Linked DNA regions of Homo sapiens: region 1 is linked to region 2. Evidence: read pairs that join two places in POLR2A ChIA-PET (ENCODE). Cell type or tissue: Panc1. All regions are shown on one strand. Each heading gives the region's core, and the rest is flanking DNA. Links, peaks and the distances in the headings are about the cores only. Region 1 overlaps NFIA (nuclear factor I A). Region 2 holds the start of NFIA (nuclear factor I A).

Region 1 (2,908 bases), core at 185-2,684, 300 kb before region 2:
GAAATGAAATGTTACTTCAAAGTTCAATGCAGAAAAATAAAGACTTTTGTAGAATGAGAAGCAGAAATCTAGCATAATGTTTTGTTTCAATGGGGCATTTCATCCTTTTGATTGGTATAAAAAAACCCAATGAGAGTAAATAGAATTGGAGAAACATGTCAAGAAGGCCTGTGGCTTGTCACTGGTTTTCTAAACATCCAGAATTTTTGAATTTTCAATTTCCCTCTAGTCTGCCATTTTTTTCTAAGCTATATGAGTCATTCCAAATTGTGTTCAGTAGACAAGGGCAAACATATATGGGATTCTAGTCATGTAGTGGCTTTCATCTCTGGAGGCACTTATAAGTGCAAAGTTCAACAAGAAAACCTTGAAAATACAGGTCAAATGCACTATTCACAAAGATTCCTTCAAATTCATCATTGGTATTTGTGGTAGTCAGGCTGGGCTGGTGGCTCATGTCTATAATCTCAGCACTGTGGGAGGCTGAGACAGGAGGATTGCTTCAGGCCAGGAGTTCGAGAGCAGCCTGGACAATATAGTGAGACCTTATCTCTACAAAAAATTAATTTTTAAAAGTTAGCTGAGGCCAGGCACGGTGGCTCATGCCTGTAATCCCAGCACTTTGGGAGGCTGAGGTGGGCAGATCACAAGGTCAAGAGATCGAGACCATCCTGGCCAACATGGTGAAACCGCATCTCTACTAAAAATACAAAACTTAGCTGGGCATGGTGACATGTGCCTGTAGTCCCAGCTACTCAGGACGTGGAGGCAGGAGGATTGCTTGAACCTGGGAGGCGGAGGTTGCAGTCAGCCCAGATCATGCTACTGCACTCCAGCCTACTGACAGAGCAAGATTCCATCTCAAAAAAAAAAAAAAAAAAAAAAAAGAAAAAGAAAAAGTTAGCTGAGTGTGGTGGTATATGCCTACAGTCCCAGCTACTCAGAAGGCTGAGGCAGGAGGATCACATGAACCCAGGAGTTTATAAGCTATCATCATACCACTGCACTCCAGCCTGGGCAACAGAGAGAGACCTTATCTTGAAAAAAAAATTGTGGTACTCAGAATTCTAAGATGGCTTCCTAGTTTCCAGCCTTGTATAATGATGCCTTATATAATCCTCTCCTCTTGCATGTGTGAGATACTTGTGAATATGATAAATGTCATTCTTGTGAATAGGTTATATTATACCGCAAAGGTGATTATATTGATTAGGTTATGTTATATTGCAAAAGACTTCTACAGATATAATTAAGGTCCCCAATCAGGTGAGTTTGAGTTAAGGAAAAATATATTATCCCTGGAGGGCCTGACCTAATCAGGGGAGCCTTGTATAAAAGGAATTAGAAGTCAGAGAGATTCTTCTTCAGGCTTTGAAGAAGTCAGCTGCCATATTGTGAAAGGGCCTGTGACAGCCACATGGTAAGGAACTGCAGGGGCCTCTGGGAGCTGAGTGGGGCCCCTTGCTGACAGCTTTCAGAAAGCAGGGACCTTAGTCCCACATCCACAAGCAACTGAATTCTGCCAACAATCACGAGAGTCAGCAACAGGCCCTTGAGCTCCAGAAAGAAATGGAGTCTGAACAAAATTCTCATTGCAGCCTTGTATGACCTAAGCAGAAGATCTAGTTCAGCCGTGGCCAGGCTCCAGACCCATGGAAACTGTGAGATAATATTAATAACTGTGTGTTGCTTCAAGTTGCTAACTCTGTGAAAATTTGTTCTGCAGTACAGAAAACAAACATGATATTCAAATATAAGACGACTGCAATGCTAGACATGTGTGTATTAAAGATGTTTACTGTACAATAATTACTCTCTATAATTCTGAAAGTTTCCCTTATTTTTACCTAATCCACCCTAGGTTGTATAGTCTTTCACTAGCCTAGTCACCTAGAGAAAACGGTAAGACGTATTCTTAGAAAGGGAACTAAAAAGTGGTAATTTTCGAGGGACATAAATACTTTTGAAAATTTCTACTTCTCCTGATTCTTTCGAGAAACATCAATAACAAAATTAGATTGAGTGACGTGGGAAAAAAACTCAAATTCTTGGGGTCTCCCCTAAGAAGTTAAAATTTGTTTTAGGGAATTTTTCACTGCAATTTGATATCACATAAAATAAAAAGAAGAAAACCAATCATAATTAATTTCACCTCTCCCCTACTCCCAAGTTATGATATTTTTCAGACACTTTGACCAAGAACTCCATAGTGACAATAGTAAAGGAAACACTGCAGGAATCATTAGGAAGTACAAAGCTGTTTTTTCTTCCTTAGGTATCTTCTTAAAGGGGAGATTTTTAGGAGTCAAAGGAGCTACAACATTAATGGGAATGGAAGAGAAGGGAAGGATCACCATAAACTATAATTATTCCAGTGACAACCGAACAACATGCTGGATTTTTCAAAAGGAACTGTAACTTCTCAGTGTTAGTGCTTACTTTGTTAGAGCACCTATCCAAAAATTCATTCTCCTGTTAAAAGTATCCCTGGTAAGTGCTGCTCGGGACAGCAGGACCTTATCTTGTCTGTCGCAGGAGTTTGGGAGATGTAATTCAAGTTGTCAGAGAAGATATAACTGGTGTATGTTCTTTTCTTCAAAGTGACAAAGTCAAGAATAGAAAGTTTAGTTTCAATAATGTTCATTTATAGTCACAAACGGAGAGAAACTCTGAAAGCAAGCAACCTCAGCACTTTAGTTTTTAAATCCAATACAATAAGCAGGTTAGAGAGGACCCCAAAATGTTACAAGTTTAATTGTTCATGACTTGGATAGTGTCCTGTTCATTGTCATCATCTAATTCCCAACAACCTATTTTTATAACTGTTATTACCAGAACAACGATTACACCAAACTTAAAGGCTTAAAGGCAACTGGAAGCCTTCATCCATCAAGTGGCCTCAAGAGAG
Region 2 (2,908 bases), core at 290-2,789:
AGGAGAGGCGGTGGGGCGCAAGAGCCCCATGCTCTGAGTTGAGTCGGAGGGGAAAAGTTGCCCCCGTCCTGCGCGCGGAGCGGCCGGAGTCGCGCGGTGGCGGTGGTGGTGGTGGCGGCGGCGGCGGCGGGGGGAGCCGTGTCCGGCCCGGGCCGCCGCTCCGGCTCCCGGCTAGGAGCCCAACTCTGCCCGGCGCTACCCGGCCCGCGGCCCGCGGCCTCCGGCGTTCGGCGCCCTGCACAACGTGGGCTCGTCTCGGCCCCGAAACTTTCACTCCGGGAGAGCCAACGGGCCACCGGCGCGCGGCGAGGACGCAGGCTCCACCCGGCCGGCGCGGGGGAACGCGCGTCCACGTAGCCCCGCTCAGCCGAGGGCTAGCCGCAGCCTGCCCGCGTCCGAGGGGCGCTGTCCGGGCCGGGGCCGGGACGGGAGCCCGCGTCCTTTCCGCGGCCGGACCCCGAAGGCTGACAAACAATAAACAAAAGTAAGAGTTCGGGAAGACGGCGGGGGGCTGCGGCAGCGCAGGCTGCGGGGAGCGGGCCGTTGGGCGCAGGCACCCGAGGTCTCCCCGCACCCGAGGACTGCAGCCGGCCCGAGCGTGCGGGGTGAGCGGTGGGCTCCGTCGGCGGCCCCCTCCCCGGGCGCTGCGGCACTACGGAATCCCTGCTCCCGGCAGCAGAAACGCTGAGCCAGATTTCTGCGTGTCATGGACTGCAACCCCGCCGAAACACGTGCGGGGTGTCCGAAAACACTGCTGTTCCGCAGTCCGTCGCCCCGATATTAATTAACGCATTAATAAGAGGGCGCCATTAGCCATGTGCCCACACAAATGGCCGTGCAAGAGGAATGCACCCGCATGGAAACAAAGTTACTTTCTTTAAGCGGGATCCCCCCCCCCACCCGCGGGCACACGCGCGCACACACACAGAAACACGCGCAGACACAGACACACACCGAGACGCACGCCCTGGGCCCGGCCGGAGCGACGGCCCCGGTGCCCCCCACCCAGCCCCAGCCCTGCCCCCGGCGCCCCGGCCCCCAAGCCCTCCGCATCCACGCCGCGGCTTACCTGGGTGAGACAGAGCGGAGAATACATAACTGCCGGGCGCTGGGGTATGCGTGTGCGTCTGGGTGTGCGGTTTGGAGGTGTGCGTGAGTGTGGGTGAGAGAGGAGAAAGAGGGAGAGAGGAAGAGAGAGAGAGAGAGAGAGAGAGAAGGGGGGAGAAAAAAAAATCAAGCCTGCTTCTTGCGTTCACATTTCCAAGTCGGCTCAACTGCAGCCAGCCAGCCAGCGCTATTGCCGCTCCATGAGCTGAACTTTAACCCCGCCTAGAGTTTCCCTACACTCCACTATACATGCCTACTGTACGCGGGTGTTAAAGGCATAGCGCACCCTTTCCCGCTCCCGCGCCGGCCCGGCCGGGTGCCCGCGAGCTGCCCGCGCGCCCGCCTCCGCCTCCGCTCTGCACCGCACCGCACAGCCGCCGCCCGCTCGCGCCGCCGCCGCGGGGGGGAGGGGGTGTGGGGGAGGGGGCGGCTGCGGCGCCGCGCGGCCAGCCGGGTCCCGAGCCTCCGCGGCCGCTCGCGCTCGCAGGCTGGCTCGCTCGCTCCCCGGCTCTCTCCGTGGCTCGCTCCTTGCTCGCTCGCTTGCTCGCTCTCCCGCTCGCTCCCCGGCCCCCCCGCCCCCTCCCCCGATCAGCGCATTACTGGGTAACGCAGTGAGGAGCAGTTACAGTCTGTACTCCCGGGCAGCTATAGGCTGCCACAGGATGTGCTTAAGCAAACAAAACTACTTTTCCTCGTCCCCATCCCCCCACCCCCGCTGCAGACCTCCGCGGACCTCGGTGGAGGACTTGGGCAACTTTGCCAGGTTGCCCCGCACCCCCCGGGCCACCGCGTGGGCACGTAGAGAACCGAGGAGGAGGCCGGGCGGCACATTTGCATGTATGCAAATTTCTTTGAAAAATCAGACCTCCTAGGTAACTTTTTTTCCCCCACTGAAATGCGGTAAGGCTCAAAGCATTGTAATCTCTCCAGCGAAGCTTTCTGTGGGAATAGATTCGTCGGCAGAGGTAATTATGCACACAATCCTGCAAACTTTGTGCAGCTTCGGTCCTGTGGCATTCAGAAGCGGGGGTGGTGAGGAATCAGTGCCCACAGAAGATTCACCGGATTTGGGGGGCGGGGGTCTGGAGAAAAGAAGGCGGAGATTAATGAGCGTTATCCCTCCCAGGACTGTGAAACTAGTGGGTTTGAACACAGACGCCATAGAAAAAGTTCTATCACGTTCAGAAACAACAGTGGTTTAGCTGTGACATCTTTTACTTTTTAGGAGGAAAAAAATATGTGAAAGGGATGTCCCCTTAGGGAAGGGAGATATTCTGATCCACAAACGCGTGCCCAGAACTGGACATAGGCTATCATTACCGTCCCAGTTTCTGGGACACCTCTGGAAGGGTGCCTTTTAAGAATCCCTTTTTTCCCTCCCCCAGGTAATAGTTCTTAAAATGGAAAAGAGCTTCCTGCAATTATTTTAGGTTTGCTAAAGTATTGTTTTGGCAGAAAAGAGGGGGGTGGTTTTTAGGGTTTGGCAAGTTGCCAGTAAGCCTGCTTTTCCAGTTTTTTTTTTTTAACCTCATATTTTCTCTCTAGGCTCTCCTCTCTCGGAGGGGGGAAAGCCTACCTGCCTCTTCTAAGCCCCCATCCCTTATTTTACTTCTCTTCCTCATGATGGTTTGCAAAATGCTGCATTTGACAACCCTTCTCAAAATTCCAAAAGGAAAGAGGTAGGTATCATGTTGAAAGACACTGGCACACAGGGGAATCTGCCCTTCGGTGGAGGTGACATAACCAGAGAGTCTCTAAAGAGGGGACATTCCTGTAGGAAAGTGAGGGTAAGTGATGTGTT

The links. ChIA-PET counts read pairs that join two places held together with the same protein. Peaks named below come from ENCODE experiments on the same cell type or tissue, not always from the same donor. Only the 100,000 strongest peaks of a DNase experiment are listed, where the experiment ranks them.
Region 1: POLR2A ChIA-PET joins it to region 2 with 11 read pairs; 3 of 35 experiments call an interaction of 5 or more read pairs at or near these places.

Annotation. Positions count from the first base shown.
Region 1 is chr1:61,377,382-61,380,289 of GRCh38, reverse strand. All of the region lies in intron 6 of NFIA (nuclear factor I A), which reads right to left. Among named protein-coding and RNA genes, the nearest start is that of NFIA-AS1, 130 kb to the right of the region's middle. In Panc1, for the core only: no CTCF peak of the experiment used is centred there; no DNase peak of the experiment used is centred there.
Region 2 is chr1:61,080,980-61,083,887 of GRCh38, reverse strand. It overlaps NFIA (nuclear factor I A), which reads right to left and starts at 1,327. Exons shown (of 11, transcript NM_001134673.4): 1 at 1,070-1,327. The coding sequence starts at 1,096. RefSeq lists a silencer at 1,757-2,051. In Panc1, for the core only: no CTCF peak of the experiment used is centred there; DNase peaks (open chromatin) are centred at 1,317, 2,075, 2,503 and 2,777; H3K4me3 peaks cover 2,446 bases; H3K27ac peaks cover 1,258 bases.